Regions from separate parts of the Mus musculus genome. Here region 1 is linked to region 2. A link is a loop called in an ENCODE intact Hi-C map of the cell type or tissue named here. Cell type or tissue: gastrocnemius. All regions are shown on one strand. Links, peaks and the distances in the headings refer to the core of each region. The heading gives the core; the rest is flanking DNA.

Evidence for each region. Hi-C counts contacts between places; a loop is a spot of excess contacts. Peaks named below come from ENCODE experiments on the same cell type or tissue, not always from the same donor. Only the 100,000 strongest peaks of a DNase experiment are listed, where the experiment ranks them.
Region 1: it touches region 2 in a loop (2.2-fold over the local background); 8 of 42 quality-filtered maps call a loop at or near these places.

The regions. Positions count from the first base shown.
Region 1 is chr16:38,372,444-38,382,529 of GRCm38, forward strand. It overlaps Popdc2 (popeye domain containing 2), which reads left to right. Exons shown (of 4, transcript NM_001081984.2): 3 at 1,376-1,934; 4 at 5,212-5,773. The coding sequence ends at 1,891. Among named protein-coding and RNA genes, the nearest start is that of Popdc2, 15 kb to the left of the region's middle. In gastrocnemius, for the core only: a CTCF peak has its summit at 4,137 (motif pointing right); DNase peaks (open chromatin) are centred at 3,970, 4,216, 4,666 and 5,340; H3K4me3 peaks cover 2,502 bases; H3K27ac peaks cover 5,766 bases.
Region 2 is chr16:38,479,956-38,489,753 of GRCm38, forward strand. Cd80 (CD80 antigen) reads left to right here. Exons shown (of 5, transcript NM_009855.2): 4 at 2,665-2,778; 5 at 6,349-6,978. The coding sequence ends at 6,446. Gm41453 (a long non-coding RNA gene) reads right to left here and starts at 2,928. Exons shown (of 3, transcript XR_876066.2): 1 at 2,598-2,928; 2 at 1,492-1,559; 3 at 1-1,368. It also overlaps the pseudogene Ck-ps3. In gastrocnemius, for the core only: a CTCF peak has its summit at 3,058 (motif pointing left); DNase peaks (open chromatin) are centred at 3,070, 3,371 and 3,817; H3K4me3 peaks cover 1,544 bases.

The DNA.
Region 1 (10,086 bases), core at 1,096-9,095, 110 kb before region 2:
AAGATTTATTTTTAAGTGTGTGTGTGTCTAAGATTTATTTTTAATTGGGGGGGTGTGTGTGCACACATGAGTACAGATACCTGCGGAAGCCAGAGGTATTCGATCCATTGGAGCTGGAGTTAGGCAGTTGTGAGCTGCCTGGTATGGATGTGAGAATCAAACTTAGGTCCTCTGCAAGAGCAGCAAGTGCTCTTAACCCCTCAGCCAACTTTCTAGCCCTGGGAGGCAAGAGTTTAAGGAGGTGTATATAGTCTCTAACAGAGAATTCTTTGAACCATATTCCATAATCAGTAAAAAAAAAAAACAAAAAAAAAAAAACTCAGAGCTCAGTAAAGGTTAGCCTCGAAGGCTGCCTTCACCACTCACAAAGACACACACTGTAGCCCTGTCAGCCAGAGGGTTGTATCAGGCAGACCAGTCAAGGTTGTCTAAGTTTATTCTCTTTTCTATACTATCTGGGGAACCATTTCATTTTCATCTTAGCTTTGCTGCTCATCTTTGGTTTTGAGATAGCATCTTACTCTGCAGCTCAGGTTACCCTACAATCACTATGTAGCCCAAGCTGGCTTCCAGTTCTGGTCCACTCCTTAGTGCTTATAAGGAAGGCATGAGCCACCATCCCCAGCTCATCATTTGAACATGGATTATGGAGCCCTACTGTGTGCCAAGTACATGCTGCTGCCTTTTTGTCCTGCTGGTGTAATCTAGTTTGCATCCTGGGCACGGTGAATACACAGACGTTCCTCCATCCTCAGATAACTACAGAAGGGGACCTGTTCCATTGCTCCCGAGTTTCTTTTTCTGTGCCTTTATATTCCTCCTCGGGTCATGAAATCCTTTGGTTTGCAACCAAGAGCAGATTCTGGGACCTGAACCCCATTGTTTTGTCCATCTGATACAGTTTGGCATGCTTAATCTGTAGCCGTTTCTTTCAATAAACTTTTCTCCCCAGTTCTACACACACACACACACACACACACACACACACACTGGAAACTCAACCCCGGGCCTTACACACATGGTCAACCACTCTACCACTAAGTTATCTCCTTCCCAGACCTTGATTTTTCTCCTCTAAGGTGCGCATGCCCTGTGTCAGGAGCTGAAGTCAGTCCCTTGCTCAGCTGCCCAACACCTTCTGGAACCTCAATTTGCATATCCTACCTCCTCTTTTCAGCAGTTCCACTGTCGATAACAATAATGGCTTGCCAAAGATTCTGACCTCAGTCCTGACACCGGCCATGCACATCACAGTGCACACAAGAAGCCTGACCCTGGACTTCGTCCCAGCTAGGCCATAGAGAGCTACCGTGTCAAAATAGCAGCCTGTTTCTCTACGCTTTAAACCTTTCCCTCTCCGCTCCTAACCCCTCAGGTGACGCTGACTGCGGAGACCGAATGTAGCTACATTTCCTGGCCCCGGAAAAATCTTTACCTTCTTCTGAACAGAGAGCGATACATCTCCCGCCTCTTCTCAGCCCTGCTGGGCTATGACATCTCGGAGAAGCTCTATACCCTCAATGACAAGCTGTTTGCCAAGTTTGGGTTACGCTTCGACATCCGCCTTCCCAGCCTCTACCACGTTCTGAGTCCCTCTGCCTCAGACGGGGAACCAGAGTCTGAGAAAGATGATGAAGAAGCCCTTGAGGCAGCTGTGTCCCCTGCTCAGGCCAGGCCCATCTGCATCGTGCCAACACCCCCTTGTTCCGCGCCTCCAGCAACCACCAACTTTCCCGTGCCTCTGCCCCGGGCCAGGATGCCCAGGATGCCCAGGCCGGACAGCGGCAACCTGGGTGAGGACTCCACCAGTCTGGTGCTGGAGGATTTTGAGGAGGTTTCAGGATCAGAGTCGTTTATGGATTATAGGAGCGATGGGGAGTACATGAGGTGAGGGCGGAACTAACACGGGCACAGTCACCGGCTCAGGATCCTACGTAAGTATGCCGAGGTGAATATGCCTTGTTCCTCACACTGCTTTTGAACCCCTCAGAGGACTCACTGCTAGAACCCAACCCTACCTGTGCTCACAGCAAATGCATGCGTGGCATGAAAGATTTCTAAAACCTACTCATGATTAGTTGTGGTTACATTGTGGAGAATGGGCTGATTGACATTTAGAGCAGGCCAATGGGCTCTCGTCTTTTGAGGGTGGGCGTGACTAGATTTTGCTAATAGCTAAGACTGCTGCTGGGGCCAAGGAGATTTTTGCATGTGGCATGCATGTATTTCAAGGGAAGCGAATGCTGGTATGGTTCTACTGATTGTTCCTGGCACACAGAGAGTTCTGGGAAGCAGCTGTTTTTGAGTCTTCACTAGGAAGGACTGTTAAAATCAAAGCGACTGGTGATGGCAGGCAAATAGTCTGGGGCTATCTTGCTTTCCTCCTGCCCAGTGGCAGACAGTGCTGGTCACTCAGATGAGGCTCAGACAGTGCTTTGATTAGAACATTCCTAAGACAGATGTAGGACAGCCTGGGTTTTCCCAGCAGCCCACACGTGTGGGCAAGTAACCCAGGTGGCCTCCCCTTGGGAACAGGATGTCCCTCGTAGGGGTGTGTACCAGGAAGGCTGTGTTTTGGTAGTTCTGAGAAGTTGCTTTCACGGTCTCCTGATTGATCCTTCAGTACTTTGACATTTTCCTCTGGACTCTACCGGACCATAGTGAGGGCTCAGCTTTTTCTGAGGAAAGCCCCACCATCCACAACCTGGGAGGCATTTTTAAGTGACAGGGGTGCACAAACGAAACTGGCACTCTTAGAGAAGCATCCCCCCCCCCCAGATGTGACGAACTAGTCTGGCACAGAAGACCTCCAAGGCGCACAGTGTGAATGAGTGCATGCGAATTTCAGACAAGCCACATTGCTGATGAGAGAATCGAGAGATGAAGGCCATGAAGACCGACCCTGGCTTTAGAGATATGGATGTTATCATTTCCTGTGGAGTAATCCAAGGCTCTGAGGCTCAGGATAGCTTAGTGTACCTTCCTGTGCATTTGTCCTCTGTCTCTCCACACCCCGTTCCTTGCTGACCAGTGTGAGCTATGGGTGCTTCATGCTGTCCAGCCTGCTTCCCCACCTCTTCATTTCACACAGCACTGACTTCTGTTCTTCTTTTGGCTCTTTCCCATTCCTGACTCCTGCTTGTCCCTGTTGTCTTGGTTTGTGGCTCTAAGCATCCCTCTTGCTTACACTTCACCCTCTCCATCCCCACCTGCCCCCTGACTTCTCCCGTCCTGTGGCTTGGATGTCTGGCGATCTGGTTGCTCTCTTTCCCCTTTGCCCCAGTCTCTGGCTTGTCTCTCTCGTCTCTGCCCTAAGCAACCCTGTGTCTCTGTTTTTCTAATTCTGAATCCATTCAAATCAAGGCCTGAAAAAGGCCCAGTTTTAGGGATGCTTCCCAGATGTCAGGAGACAGGCACCATTGAAGGACACTAGAACTTTTGTGGCTGGCTGCACAGTAAAGCAAATCTGGACAGAATATTCGCTGTGACAGCATTAGAAATAACCTTAGCACCTCTGAGGCATCTTTGTCTGGGAGCCTAACTCACTGTGCAAAATGGCAGGATGTCTTGGGGTCCCTGCACAAGCTCCTCCCACCCCAGGAGCTTCATCACATCCTAGAATCCTAACTTCTAGCCTTGATGTCATTATCCCCTATAAGGATGATTCCAAATTATCATGGGATCTCTCCCCAGAACCACTGTTAGCCTCCAGATATCCTTGTGTGTGTCCATCCATGTTTTATTTAAATAGCGGAGAGGAAGGAAAGAACAGGCAGGTTTTACTTTCAAACCACAGAGTGTTCAGAATGAGGTGAACACATAGTTTTAAGTGGTCATATGTTAGGCAGCTTCTGTGTGACTGCCTTCCCTCCCTGGAACCTACCCTCTGCCATCCCACCCTGTGGAAAAAGCTGGCAGGGACTGGGGGGTGAGGGGGGCGGAGAGCAGCACTTCCAAGAACTCAATAACAAACGGAACCCGGTGGAAGTGGTTTCCAGCTTGGTGGCTGGCAGAATCCTATCCCAACTGAGGTGCATCCTGGGAGGAGGCTGAGAGACGGCATCTATTCCTGAGCTTCATTCAGACTCTTCCCTCAGAATGAAAGCTGATTGTTGCGGATTGCTGTTGGTATTTTCTGGTCCAGCAGATGGCTGCCAGTGCAAGCAAGCAAACAGCCACTGGGCAGACTTTCTGCTCTTAGGCGCAGGCGCGCAGGCGCGCAGGCTCGGGGGGGGGGGGGCCGGGGGCCTCAGCAGTGGCTGCTCTGCTGGCGGAGGCCCCCTGTGTGGGTGAGGTCCAGGGCAGCAGTCTTCTCTGCCCAGATCTTTCTTCCAGCTCTGCTCTGCCAGCTTCGTCTTCCCACCCGTCTCTTTGTAGAAATGAAAGTTGGCGTCTTGCAAAGCCTTTCGAATTTCAGTTCAGGGCTTGGGTGGTTTTTCTTCCATCATCCACGTCTTAGTTAGGGTTTCTATAGCTGTGATGAAACACCACGACGGCCAAAGGAACTGCTTTCCCTTCCTTCCCTGGAACCCACTCTCTGCCCTCCCACCCTGAAAAGGAAAGGGTTTTTTCAGCGTACACTTCCACATTGCTGTTCATCATCAGGGAAGTCAGGACAGGAACAAGGCAGGAACCTGGAGGCAGGGGCTGACGCAGAGGCCAAGGAGGGCGCTGCTTACTGGCTTGCTCCTTCCTCATGGCTTGCTCAGCCTCCTCTCTTATAGAACCCAGGACCACCAGCCCAGGGACAGCACCAGCTACAGTGGGCTGAGTCCTCCCGCATTGATCACTAAGACAATGCCCTGCAGGCTTGCCCATAGCTGGCTCATCTGGAGGCATTTTCTTTATTGAGGGTCCCTCCTCACAGATGACTTCAGCCTGTGTCAACTTGACAGAAACTAGGCAGCACAGTCCATGAGCAGTAAGCAGGATGGAGAGTGTTTTCTTTTGAGCACTCAAGAAGAGGCTCTGTCTCTCACCTACAGACCAAGAGAAAATGGGCCTAGATAATAACATCAGAAGTGAGCCCTCCATGACCCTTCCATGTCCTAGAATGAAAGAACTGAAAGGCACAACTGCTTGTGGCTAGGCATTGGGGTGCAGTCAAAACTGGGGTCTAAAGAGGACATAGAAACTGTACAAGGATCCCATGAAATCTGGCAAACCCTCTGGAGCCACGCGCTGACATCCTTCTTCTGTTTCTCTCCACAGCCTCTAGACGTCCTCTCCAGAACTCTTCTCAAGTTATGTCCAGATCCCAGGCCCCTCTGGCTCCAATTCACACTCCTGAGCTCTAAGGATCACAGAGCTGTCGTCTCTGTAGCCAGATGGCACTCCTCCATGTTCCCCGGATGGCCACTTATACTCTCACCCCTCCTCTTAGCCCTCCAGAAAGATGTGTGGCAAGCTGGGGGATGGACATGACGTGAAGAAACTCACCTTCAGGAGCCTTCCTTACAGCAGGAGGGTCCAGAGGCACCTGGCCTGACTCCATCCTTTATGGGTTGCAGGACATTGCCAGGTTTACACGGCCTCTGAGCCTGGACTGTGAGGCTAGGAACTCACGTCACAGGGTTGTTGTGAGGATCCAGTGAGCTGATTGGGTAGAGCACCTATGACAGGACATGGCGTCCTGCAAGCATGCAATAAAACGCTTCACGCCTCTCCCCGTGTTGTTGCTTTAAATTGTCTGAAAGAATCCAATGACTTTTACCCATGCTTATTTTACTCCCAAAATTAATTTTCAATTGAAATAAAAAATTTTAAATCCCAATTGTTCCCTTCAACTTTTAATTTTAAAACACAAGTAACTGTGTCCTGTTTATGAATCTAACATTACGTTTTAGTTCTTAAAAGCATTTTATAAAGTTAGCCAATGAGTTTTCCTTCCTCGAATATTTAAAAATGGCTTACAAGTTGAATATAGTCTGCTCTCTCGCTCTTTTTCTCTGGCTCTTTATTCTTGATTGAGTCAATATGTCCCTACTATAACAGAGGCTGGCCTCGAACTTGCATTCCTTCTGCCTCTCCTTCATGAATGCTAGGATTACAGGTATATGCCACATACCTTGTTGAATATATTTTACTTTGTTTTTCCTCAAAAACTTCAATGTACATTCTGGTTACCTAATGCTGTGTGACCCTACCCCTAATATAGTGGCTTCAAAGACTTGTAATTACTGGTTCTGCTCATGAGGTGGGGACTGGCTGGGGCGGCTAGATGTTGCTCACACAGCTCCATATGGTGCGGCTTTCGGCACTCACAGGCTTGAAGCAGGTTTCACCTCAGAGGCCTCTTCACTCAGCCTGTCTGGGGCCAGACTGAGAAAACTCCCACAGCTGAGGACTAACCAAAGTGGAGGCTTGCTCCGTTTCCAGGGGTTGGCTGTGCTGCCATGTGGCTCTCTAGCCTGTCTGTGAGTACACCATGCTGTCCCCATGCATTCTAACACGGATAAGCATCTGGTTGTTTTCAGGGTTCCCGTGGACATCCATGGACACAGGCTTAGGTATGCATATGTATGTGCATTTCTTCAGCATGTACCTAGGAGTGGTACCATCAAGGCACTGGACACTGAGTGCAAATGTGTAGAACTACAGTGGATTCAGCCAGTTTCCTTAAGTGGCTGTAGTAACTTGCATTCCTTTCAGCAATGTCTGAGAGTCCCTCTCCAGTGGTCGTGATTGGTTTTTCTAACCTTTGCCTTGTGGGTGTGCATAGCATTTTTTCCGTTGTGGTTACACTTTTCATTTTCCTGATGAATACTACGGTTGAATACCTTTTCTTTTCTGCTTTTTTCTTTTTCTATTGCTGCCCCTCCTCACAGCTGGGGTTAAGTGCTGGGGCACCTGGCTTGTTCCACCGATACTGGAACTTGAACTCCACTCTTCCCGGCTGCATAACAGCTGCTCTTAATCATTGAGCCATCTCTCCAGCCCCCGCCCTCTATCTCTGTCTGAGTGTTTCCTTTTATGAAGAGGCTAGTTGGGTTTCTTTAGTTATTTCTCTATTTGCTTGTTTCTTTCTTTCTTTCTTTCTTTCTTTCTTTCTTTCTTTCTTTCTTTCTTTCTTTCTTTCTTTTTTCTTACTGATTTGTAGAGGTGCTTTAAATAATCAGGTTAAAAATATTCTGTTAGCTTTTACACATTTCCCTGAAATGCATTCTTTTTCCTCTAAATGGTATCTTTTGGTGAACAGTCGTTTGACTTACCTTAGGGTTGGTGTCTCCCTTTGCCTAGGTTAGTACTCTCTGTGTCGTGTTTGAGGATCTTCTGCTCCCCTGGAGATGCCCCCCATTTCATCCTTCTGAGTGTTTTATTGTTTTACAGCTCGTGATGAAGGCAATGTCAGCCTGTATTTGGTTTTAGAGCATGGCATGAAGCCAGAGCCCACTTGGGTGTCCAGTTGCCTGGGCATTTGTTACTGAAATGGTTATTTTAACCATTAGGCTAGCATCCATCACCACCTTTGTCATAAGTCAAACACCCCTGTATCCATAGCTCTTTCTAGAACTGGGCTACTGCTCTGTTTCTTGCAGTAGCCCTGTGCTACATCCCAGCTCTCTCTCTCTCTCTCTCTCTCTCTCTCTCTCTCTCTCTCTCTGTTCTATGTTTCTATCCATTAGTAATGCCTCCTTACAGTAGCTGCTGTAGCATTGTAGTAAGCTTTGGTATCTGGCAATCTAACTGTTCCTTGGGCTATAATGGGTATTTCCTCTTACACATCTACATAAGCGGTACAAACGGCATGTACACTTCGAAGTATGTGCAGATGAAGTGTGAAAAGAGCTTATTTTTTTCCCAATTTTTTATTAGATATTTTCTTCATTTACATTTCAAATGCTATCCCAAAAGTCCCCTATACCCTCCCCCCACCCTGCTCCCCTACTCACCCACTCCCACTTCTTTGCCCTGGCATTCCCCTATACTGGGGCATATAAAGTTTGCAAAAACAAGGGGCCTCTCTTCCCAGTGATGGCCGACTAGGCCATCTTCTGCTACATATTTAGCTAGAGACACAAGCTCTGGGGATACTGGTTAGTTCATATTGTTCCACCTATAGGGTTGCAGACCCCTTCAGCTCCTTGGGTGCTTTCTCTAGCTCCTCCATTGGGGGCCCTGTGTTCCATCCAATAGATGACTGTGAGCATCCACTTCTGTATTTGCCAGGCACTGGCAAAGCCTAACAGGAGACAGCTATATCAGGGTCCTGTCAGCACAATCTTGCTGGCGTATGCAATAGTGTCTGCGTTTGGTGGCTGGTTATGGGATGGACCCCTGGGTGGGGCAGGCTCTGGATGGTCCATCCTTTCGTCTCAGCTGCAAACTTTTTCTCTATAACTCCTTCCCTGGGTATTCTGTTCCCTATTCTAAGAAGGAATGAAGTATCTACACGTTGGTCTTCCTTCTTCTTGATTGTCTTGTGTTTTGCAAATTGTATCTTGGGTATTCTAAGTTTCTGGGCTAATATCCATGTATCAGTGAGTGCATATCAACTGAGTTCTTTTGTGATTGGGTTACCTCACTCAGGATGATATCCTCCAGATCCATCCATTTGCTTAAGAATTTCATAAATTCATTGTTTTTAATAGCCGAGTAGTACTCCATTCTGTAAATGTACCACATTTTCTGTATCCATTCCTCTGTTGAGGGACATCTGTATTCTTTCCATCTTTTGGCTATTATAAATAAGGCTGCTATGAACATAGTGGAACATGTGTCCTTATTACCAGTTGGAACATCTTCTGGGTATATGCCCAGGAGAGGTATTGCTGGATCTTCCAGTTGTACTATGACCAATTTTCTGAGGAACCGCCAGACTGATTTCCAGAGTGGTTGTACAAGCTTGCAATCCCGCTAGCAATGGAGCAATGGTAGAGTGTTCCTCTTTCTCCACATCCATGCCAGCATCTGCTGTCACCTGAAATTTTGATCTTAGCCATTCTGACTGGTGTGAAGTGGAATCTCAGGGTTGTTTTGATTTGCATTTCCCTGATGATTAAGGATGTTGAACATTTTTTCAGGTGCTTCTCAGCCATTTGGTATTCCTTAGTTGAGAATTCTTTGTTTAGATCTGTACCCCATTTTTAATGGGGTTATTTGAATTTCTGGAGTCCATCTTCTTGAGCTCTTTGTATATATTGGATATTAATCCCCTATCAGATTTAGGATTGGTAAAAATCCTTTCCCACTCTGTTGGTGGCCTTTTTGTCTTATTGACAGTATATTTTGCCTTACAGAAGCTTTGCAATTTTATGAGGTCCCATTTGTTGATTCTTGATCTTATAGCACAAGCCATTGATGTTCTGTTCAGGAATTTTCCCCCTGTGCCCATATCTTTGAGGCTTTCCCCCACTTTCTTCTCTATAAATTTCAGTGTCTCTAGTTTTATGTGGAGTTCTTTGATCCACTTAGACTTGAGCTTTGTACAAGGAGATAAGAATGGATCAATTCGCATTCTTCTACGTGATAACCACCAGTTGTGCCAGCACCATTTGTTGAAAATGCTGTCTTTTTTTCCACTGGATGGTTTTAGCTCCCTTGTCAAAGATCAAGTGACCATAGGTGTGTGGGTTCATTTCTGGGTCTTCAATTCTATTCCATTGATCTACCTGTCTGTCGCTGTACCAGTACCATGCAGTTTTTATCACAATTGCTCTGCAGTACAGCTTGAGGTCAGGCATGGTGATTCCACCAGAGTTTCTTTTATTGTTGAGAATAGTTTTTTGCTATCCTAGGTTTTTTTGTTATTCTACATGAATTTGCAAATTGCCGAAAGGGCTTTTCTTTACAACATTGATTTTTATTCAATTTCTGAACATGTCTTAGCATTTCATTCATGCCCTATCCTTTATTTTCTCACAGTCACTTTTTGTTTGTTTGTTTTCCAAGTAGATACCCTTTCATATGTTTGTAGTTATTTGATGAATTCCATGTGATTATGAATACTATCATTAAATACTTCTTACGTACTAATTGTCCATTGCTGCTTACATAATACAAATAAGTTTTGTAACTTCAACTTCCACCCAATAATTATGATAAATACATGTACTAATTCTCATCACAGTCTATACATTCTTCAGG
Region 2 (9,798 bases), core at 1-8,000:
CCCTTTCTCTACAAGTGAAAAAATAAGACAGATTCCTTTTATATGTATCTTAAACCTATGGCAGGTTATCATGAAAGTGAACAGCCAATTTGGATGGCTGAGTATACAGAGATGCACCTAGGACTCTCCTCCCATCTTAGCCCCATCCTAAGGACAGCTATGTGCACAGTACAGAAGCAATGCTGTGTGACAGTCTTTGGGACACATGCATTAAATATGCACTGTTGGCCACTTTATGCCTACCTCTTTATAGTTGAGGCAGTTTAGGGTGGCTTATGGGTTCAGTCTAGTGTGTGATTTTCCCATTCAGATCTGAGATTGAGTCTTTCAACTATTTTCCTTTGTAGCTAATAAGAAAATTTCCTGAAAACATTGGTCCCCAACATAAACCAAATTGTGTTTGGCATGACTTCAACACTCAAAACTCAAAATCTCAATCATGTTTTATGTATTCTAATATTTTATTTTAAAGTGTCTTGGCTCATAGTGTGAAAATTGTTTATTCATTCAGGGCTTATTTTTACTTTATAGCTCTATCACTAATGAATTCTATATTATTTTTAAAGGTGAGGTTTATGTTAAGTTTGATATGTATTCATAGCTTGACTATAGTTTACTTTGGATGCTGTTTTGGAATGTGGGTATATGTGAAATTTAGAGCAAAAGTTGCTGGAACTGTTTTAGAAAAAGTTCAGATAGTATTTTAGACTTCTCAGGTCATACAGATTCTGTTGCCATGCACACAAACATGTGCACACATGGTGTCTCATTATGCAGCCCAGGATGGCTTTGAGCTCATAGTCTTCCACCTTCAGCCTCCTTACTTCTGGGATTAGAGTCATGAGCCACTGCATCCCATTTAGAACTTTATATTTTAAAGCAAGTGGTAGGTCAGGCTTGGTCCAGGTATGATTGCTTTGCCTACTTATGGAGTCTGTTTTTGTAAATGGAGAGCTTTTAAGGAAAATCTCACTAACCAGACAGCCATCATCATTTGGAGTCAGAGTTAAGGCAAGTGATCATTTGTGAGATGCATTTGGAGGCTAGTAGGAGGCAGGTAAGAAAGATCCAAACTCCGGCAGGTGATGGGGGTGGGGCTAGGAATCGGGAGTCTTCTGCTAGATGATAGGAAGTCCACAGAAGCCCGCTGGGAGGTGGGAACAAGGAGAATGTGTCACTCTCGCTGAGGTGACTAGGGGTACCACTCACCGCAGTGGTACATGAGGGCAGCAGGTGATGTGCTTTAAGGACACAGTGAGGCTCAGCAGGTAGGAGCGCGGCTACTCTTCCAGAGGAGCTGTCCTTGATTTCCATCCCCCACGTGGTGGCTAACTCCAGTCCCAGAGAAATCTGATGCCCTCTTCTGTCCTGTTGTGCCCAGACATATATGCAAATTCCATACACATAAAATAAAAATAAATAAATAAATAAATAAATAAATAAATGTTAAAAAAAAAAAAGAAAGAAAACAGTCAATTTAGTTTTTATCACCTGGCTTCCAACCATTTTGCCAGCAGCTGGATCTATAATACATCTGGGGTCCATAAATGAGATAAGACCTGTAATGTTCAAATTTAGAAATGAGGTGGCCTTTCAAGGTTTGAGTGTGGGTTAGATGATAAAGGCAGACCACGCCCACACAAACACTACAGAATCAATGGCATTTAGAAGCTGAGAAGAGGAAGACGTTCCTGCAAAGAAAGATGAGTGTAACAAGCTGAAACAGGAGTGCAAAGCAGAGAAACCGAGGACAAGGGAGTCCGTGGTGTCAAATGCTCAAATAAGCTGAAAGCCAAACCTCACCCAGGAGGCTTGGTAATGGGGAAAATCGAAAACGAGTTAGTGTTCAATAATTTCTGGTAAGTCATTCCAGAGAAGCCAGAGAGGTGGTGTTGCTAATATTCCTGTCAAAAGGTATCGCTGTCAGATGTTGCTATTCCCAGAAAGATTGAGAAATAAATGGCATAGCTGTTGCCCCCAGTGAGGAGAACTGGATGGCAGCAACACACACCAACCTCTTTCTCCTCCTGCTTCGGCAGTCTTTGTATCCCTCTTTTGCGCCTCATGAATCTAGAAGCTCATTAGAAGCTAGCCCACAAAAGTGACTTCCAGAATGATCCCTTAATACCAATTCTTAGTCATTCTTAGTTCTCCTAACCCTCCCCAAACTTAAACCTGGAAGGAAAATCAATCAATCAATCAATCAATCTTAAAGAGAATGTGGAGCACCTCCCAAACCTTAAGGCAGCCACTGTGTGGAACATGAGTGAAGGTGGAGGGCGTGAGGAGAACATGCAAGAGAACGGGAGGAGGCACAGCAGAGCTAGAGGAGAATAAGTAGGTATATCTAGATTATGACATCGATAAGGCCTGGCCATAGCAGCCACAGAAATGAGCCAAGAAGACAAGTTAGCTTTTACGCTTTCTCCATAGAATCTTCCCCATGCCAAGTTAGCTCGGTAGGTGCAAGAATTCAGTTTACTTTTTTTCGTGTGCAATATCTATATCGTTGGATATAGGACAGTGCAAGGGAATGCTAGCAATTGTGTGTCCATGAGATGATCTGGCAAAGTAAAAGATTCTCCACAGGTACATACTGAAGAGGTGTAGGATGGGAACCCAGCAGGAGGAAGCACATCACAACCGATTCTTTTCTTTCCACAGCCCCAGAAGACCCTCCTGATAGCAAGAACACACTTGTGCTCTTTGGGGCAGGATTCGGCGCAGTAATAACAGTCGTCGTCATCGTTGTCATCATCAAATGCTTCTGTAAGCACAGTAAGTACCATTTTTATTATCACGATCAGTTCCTAGAAGACCAGACACTGTAAGTAGGGCTCAGCACATCTTCAGTATATCAGTCTAATCTCTGCTCATATTTACAGTAAATCTATGGCAACTTCAGATTTAAAAAAAAAAAAAGTTCTCGGGCTGGAGAGATGGCTCAGTGGTTAAGAGCACTGACTGCTCTTCCGAAGGTCCTGAGTTCAAATTCCAGCAACCACATGGTGACTAACAACCACCTGGTAATGAGATCTGGCGCCATCTTCTGGTGCGTCTGAAGACAGCTACAGGGTACTTAGATACAATAATTAAATCTTTTTAAAAAAATGTTCTCATCATGTTCTGGCCACTCACTGTTAAAAATATATATATCCTGGACCCCTACTGTATGCCTAGCATTCTTCTAGACATGCAAATTCCAAAGATAAGAAGTTGTTGCTCGGTCGTTCTTCTGCGCTGCGCCAGGAGCTGCAAGCACAGGCATCCCGCCCGCTGCCTTCGCCATACCCTTCTCCAACAGCCATAATACGCAGAAGCTGCGCTTCCCGGCCGAGGATGAATTCCCTGATCTGAGCAGCCACAACAACCATATGGCCAAGGTGCTGACCCCCGAGCTGTATGCCGAGCTTCGTGACAGTTGCACGCCGAGCGGCTTTACTTTGGACGACGCCATTCAGACTGGCGTAGACAATCCGGGCCACCCGTACATCATGACAGTGGGTGCAGTGGCAGGCGACAAGGAGAGTTACGACGTATTCAAGGAACTCTTCGACCCCATTATTGAGGAGCGGCACGGCAGCTACCAGCCCAGTGATGAGCACAAGACCTACCTCAACCCAGACAACCTGCAGGGTGGCAATGACCTGGACCCCAACTACGTGCTGAGCTCGTTGGTGCGCACAGGCCGCAGCATCCGCGGCTTCTGTCTTACACCCCCCCCCCGCTCCCCCACCCCACCCCGTACTGCAGCCGCGGGGAGCGCCGCGCCATCGAGAAGCTGGCAGTAGAAGCTCTGTCCAGCCTAGATGGCGACCTGTCTGGCAGGTTCTATGCGATCAAGAGCATGACCGAGGCGGAGCAGCAGCAGCTCATTGACGACCACTTCCTCTTCGACAAGCCTGTGTCGCCTCTGTTGCTGGCCTCCAGCATGGCCCGCGACTGGCCGGATGCTTGCTGGCATATGGCACAATGACAATAAGACTTTCCTGGTGTGGATCAACGAGGAGGACCACCTGCGGGTCATCTCCATGAAGAAGGGGGGCAACATGAAGGAAGTGTTCACCCGATTCTGCACCGGCCTCACTCAAATCGAAACTCTCTTCAAGTCCAAGAACTATGAGTTCATGTGGAGCCCTCACCTGGGCTACATCCTCACACGCCCTTCCAACCTGGGCACCGGACTGCGGGCAGGTGTGCACATCAAGCTGCCCCACCTGGGGAAGCACGAGAAGTTCTCGGAGGTGCTCAATCGGCTGCGGCTTCAGAAGCGAGGCACAGGTGGCGTGGACTCCGCTGCTGTCTGTGGCGTGTTTGATGTCTCCAATGCTGACCGCCTGAGCTTCTCGGAGGTGGAGCTGGTGCAGATGGTGGTGGACGGAGTGAAACTGCTCATTGAGATGGAGCAGCGGCTCGAGCAGGGTCAGGCAATCGACGACCTCATGCCGGCCCAGAAGTGAAGCTGGTCCTCGCCACCATCAGACTGCTGCTTCCTAACTTATTACCCGGGCAGTGCCCGCCATGCACCCTTGATGTTTGCCGCCTGGCGACTGAGCCCTTAGCCTCGTTGTAGAGACTTCTGTCGCCCTGGGTAGAGTTTAATTTTTTGATGGCTAAGCTGTTGCTGACACTGAAATAAACCCTGCCCTAAAAAAAAAAAAAAAAAAAAAAAAAAGTTGTTGCTCTTAAGATCCAGTCTGAAAGCTAACTCGAGTGGCACACATCTCCAATCTCTGCACTCATGAGCCTGAAACAGGAGAACAGAAAGACTGCGTCACAAAGAAACTTTGAGACTGTGACAAGACCCTGTTTCAAAAAGGAAGGATGCATCTGAGATTAATCCCTGTTGGTTTTCCAAAACTTTCTATTTTCTTGGAGACACCAATGATTGCTGACTACTTTGAAAGTATCTCTACTGCTGACTGATTCTCTAATCTTTGCATTCAGAGGATAGGTAGCATGGCAAGGTCTGAAAGAAGAGTCTTTCTTTGGAAGAAGTCATTAAGGCTTGATAAGTTGCGCTGGAGAGATGGCTCAGTGGTTATGAACACTGACTGCTCCTCCAGAGGTCCTGAGTTCAACTCCAAGCAACCACATGGTGGCTCACAACCATCTGTAATGGGATCTGAAGCCCTCTTCTGGTGTGTCTGAGCACAGTGACAGTGTGCTGATACACATCAAATAAATAAATCCTTTATAAAGTTATTTTTTAAAAAAGACTTGATAAGTTAGATGCAATAAGTGTTTTTTACCAATCCTCATTTCCCCAAAAGGCACTTTTGTATCAAAGATGGAGTAGTTGGTTAGAAGAGATTTCTAGGACACTATGGGTTTTAAAACAGAGATTTCTATTTCAGACATCTGACCATAATCACCCTGAAGCTATCAACTAGACTAGGAGTCACATACACTGAGCAAATGAAAATTAGAAGACCAACATCCGCTTTAACCTTTTTTTATAACTTCATAACCTTCAGCATCCGAAAAAAAAATTTTTTTAAAAGGTTAAAGTTCAGATAAAAGTCACCAGATACTATTGTAAGAAGGAACCAAACTGAAGTCATTTTGAATAAAACTTCCATTTAGAATAGGGAGTCAAACAAAGTTCCCAAGACCTCCCTGGATGAGTGACATCTTGGTTGGTAAGTTAGAAGTGACTGCTGGGCAAGCCACCTTCCCACGACTGAGCAAACTGACTATTGAGAACAAAATACATGTACCACAAAGGAATGTTCCCAGGGAGGACCCCTATCCCTGAACCATGGTTGCTGGAAAATGCACTTGGCATGGATGGTGATGGCTTGTGATTTTTATGCTTAAAAGCTCTATAGCATTCTGTCTCGGGGCTGCAGTTCAGCTCCCCAGTCTGTTCTGCATTCCTGATCAATCAATCAGTCGTGGCTTGGTTGCAATGAGCTTTTCTTTTCTGCGCTGATTTGAGGTTTTGAGTTATGTTGGATCCAAGAGGACCCCATAACACTATGCTATGAGAGGCTCACCTTAAGGGTAGGATACAAAGCTTAGTGGGCTCATAGTGTTTCTGGTATGATTTACTAGTCTTGCTCTCCAGTTCAGTGTCTGTCATCCTCACCACTACTAGTGTTGACATTACTGGGCCGAATAATACTCTGTTCCAGTAGTATTCTAGTATATAAGGGGTGTTCCTCTGCTTCCTCGGCGTCTTTCAACAAACAACAGGAACAACAAAATGTCTTTCAGAAATTACCAAATGTCCCTGGAAAACAGGTGTGTGTGGGTGTGTGTGTATGTATGTGTGTGTGTGTGTGTGTTGATGATGATGATTTATGGACTCTTCATTTGTTTTTATAATTTATGTTTATCTTCAAGGAAGCTGTTTCAGAAGAAATGAGGCAAGCAGAGAAACAAACAACAGCCTTACCTTCGGGCCTGAAGAAGCATTAGCTGAACAGACCGTCTTCCTTTAGTTCTTCTCTGTCCATGTGGGATACATGGTATTATGTGGCTCATGAGGTACAATCTTTCTTTCAGCACCGTGCTAGCTGATCTTTCGGACAACTTGACACAAGATAGAGTTAACTGGGAAGAGAAAGCCTTGAATGAGGATTTCTTTCCATCAGGAAGCCTACGGGCAAGTTTGCTGGGCCTTTGATTGCTTGATGACTGAAGTGGAAAGGCTGAGCCCACTGTGGGTGGTGCTAGCCCTGGGCAGGGGCAGGTGACCCTGGGTGGTATAAGAAAAAGAGCTGTCACTAAAAGGAGAGGTGCCTAGTCTTACTGCAACTTGATATGTCATGTTTGGTTGGTGTCTGTGGGAGGCCTGCCCTTTTCTGAAGAGAAGTGGTGGGAGAGTGGATGGGGTGGGGGCAGAGGAAAAGTGGGGGAGAGGGCCTGGGAGGAGAGGAGGGAGGGGGACGGGGTGGGGGTGGGGAAAACTATGGTTGGGATGTAAAAACGATAATAATATAAATATTAAATAAAAAGAGAGTATTGAGCAAATGATGGGGAGCAAGTTAGTGAGTAACATTCTCTGTCCTGTTTTGTTTCTTACCGGAGCCGCTCCTCTGATTTACCTCAGGGATGGGGAGGGACTCTACCCTATAAAGTGAAGGAAACCTTTTCCTCCCCCAAATTGTCTTTCTCACAGTAACAGAAACCTAACTAGGATAGGAATTGGTAGCAGAAGTGGGGTGTCATACTGACAAACCTGACCACGTTGTGTGGGGAAAGTCTCTGTCTGTGTTTAAAACTCTGGAAAAGTGCCGGGTAGTGGTTGCGCATGCCTTTAATCTCAGCACTTAGGAGGGGAGGCAGAGGCAGGAGGATTTCTGAGTTCGAGGCCAGCCTGGTTTACTGAGTGAGTTCCAGGACAGCCAGGGCTACACAGAGAAACCCTGTCTCGAAAAAACAAAAACAAACAAACAAACAAACAAACAAACACTCTGGAAAATCTATTGATGCTTAATGTTCAGTCCTTAATGGAATGTTCTGTGGAGCTTGGAAAATAAGAACTGTGAGATAATCTCAAATGACAAAGGCCTGGCTTGTGAAGTTTCAAAGGAAGTGTGTGAGTCTCTCATACATTTTACATGTCGCATGCGTGTGTGTGTGTGTGTGTGTGTGTGTGTGTGTGTGTTATATTTGTGTTAAGAGTATGTGGTCTCTTGCCTGCTGGGGCTTAAGAGTCAGCTGTCATTAACAAAAGCCCATCATCACCACTTTGCTATACTGATGCTGGTTAGCTAGAGCTAAAAAATTAGCTGTGATTAAGAGACCCGTATAACTGAGGTGAAATCTACAGAGAAGCATTTCTCTGGGCTCAGCACACAAATGCTGTGGTCCATGAGATGGTGGGTCATAAAGAGTCTCCCATATGGGGGACTGGTTTTAGAAGCCTGTCACAGAGAGCAGCTGATGCTTGGCTCTGTGAGAGGCCAATTTCGAAGGTGAAGGCTCCGTGGCAGCGATGACCTCAGATAACGGAGATACCAGCACCTTGCCCCATGAAATGACCAAGGACAGTGGCAGGAGTAGAGTGGAGCTGGCTTGAGCCTGTCCAATATGCTTCATGTGCTGCCGAGAGCAGAGACAGAGAAACAGACGCTTCTCGAGCCCTTTGGAGCTCAGAAGATCATGAGAGTCCAGGACATCGAGCACCGAGTGTTTTAACTGGTGACCTGTGGTTCTGCTTTGATCTGATGGTAATTGTGTCCTGGTTCTCCTCCTCTTTTGGAATAAGAAGAATGTATCTTAGTTTCATTTTTGTTTTCAGTTAAATTTGATTGGTTTTAGATTATAATAGCATCATTATTTTTCTTCTTTTTCATTCCTAAAAAATCCTCCCACATACCCCTTCTTGTTCTTTCAAATAAATCCCAGTGGTGCGTGCACTACCAGCCTCAGTGGTTTAGGTTCCTGAATGAAAGACACACACACAGTCTTTATATTTTAATCTGCCTTAAGCAGCGCAATAGCTGGGCCACTGCCTAACCTCTATGTGGTTAATCCTGAGTTACTACTTACTAAGTTCTATGTTCTATCTTGGCTGCTCTAGACCCGGTTGGGCAGCACTCTGGGCTGTGCTCTCCTGGCTCCTTCACATGGTGGCCATGCCTCTCTGTCCTGCCCTCTTCTCAGCCATAGCATCTCTCCTCTCCTCCATACTCTCCCAGGATGGCTGATCTCTTCCTTCTTCCTCTCTTCCCAGTCTCAACCCTGGGCATCCTAAAAATCCCACCTCTGTCTGATCTCCCCAACTGTTGACTGTTGGCATCTTTATTTACTAATCAGAACCAGTTTGGGGGGCAGGTTCACAGAAGCTACGTGCAGATATGCTGTGTAAGCAGGTTTTGGGGGAACATAATTAGCATTCATAATACACACAGCTACAGTCCTTGTCTAGGCTGCCAGTGAGGGCCGTGTCTGGCTCTGTGGCTATGCAGCAGCAGAGGTCATTGTTGATGTCCATGTCCGTGGTTCATATTGCCACTAGAGAACACGGGGACATAGAGTCCCTGTCCTGTTATTGATTGTAGGGTCAGTGTATCTCTGTCTGGTTGTTGTCAACTATATTGAATACCATCTGTAGTGTGTGAATAGTCTCCAGGGATAGCTATTCCTTCATAGTTGGGGGGAGGGGGTGCTGAGCGTTTAAGCATAACCAACAGTCCTGTGTTAAGCCCAGGCAGGAGGATTTAAGAGCCTAGAAAGAGGCTTCTAATAATTGCAGGGGTCCTGACGAAGGTGATGAAGTGGGTAATGCAGGATGTGGAAGTGTTTTAGGAAGTGGTTGGTTAGATGAAGTGAGACCTCGCTGGAGTGAAAGGGTGGTGGGTCCTGATGAGGGAGTGATGGTGGGCAGAGGCAGAGGTTAGGGGTGTGGCTGGTTCATCCTCACTAGTTGGGGCCTTGTTGGGGCCTAAGAGGACCATGGGTCTCACAAGGCTATGTTGGAGCAGTTGGACAGTAAATAGGACTCCTGGATCATAGCCAGAGATGTAAAGTCCCCGTGTTGTCACGGACCACCCCAGTTGGGTATGGGAGTCCCTGGAATGAGGGTCCTGGAGGCTAGGTGCGTAAGGATTCAGTGATGACAAACAGAAACAAACACAGAGGCAGTTTCAATCTAAATGTATTTTGCAGCTCTCAAGCAGGGGATTTTATACATTAAAAAGCCAAACATTACATCTCTTGGAAGCTATATCTAGTGAAACAATCACAAATACCAACAAAAATCATTTGGCACAGTAAAGCACAAAAATATCTCTTAGAAACTGTATCCAGTGAAACAATCAGAAACAAAACAGGTAACATCATTGT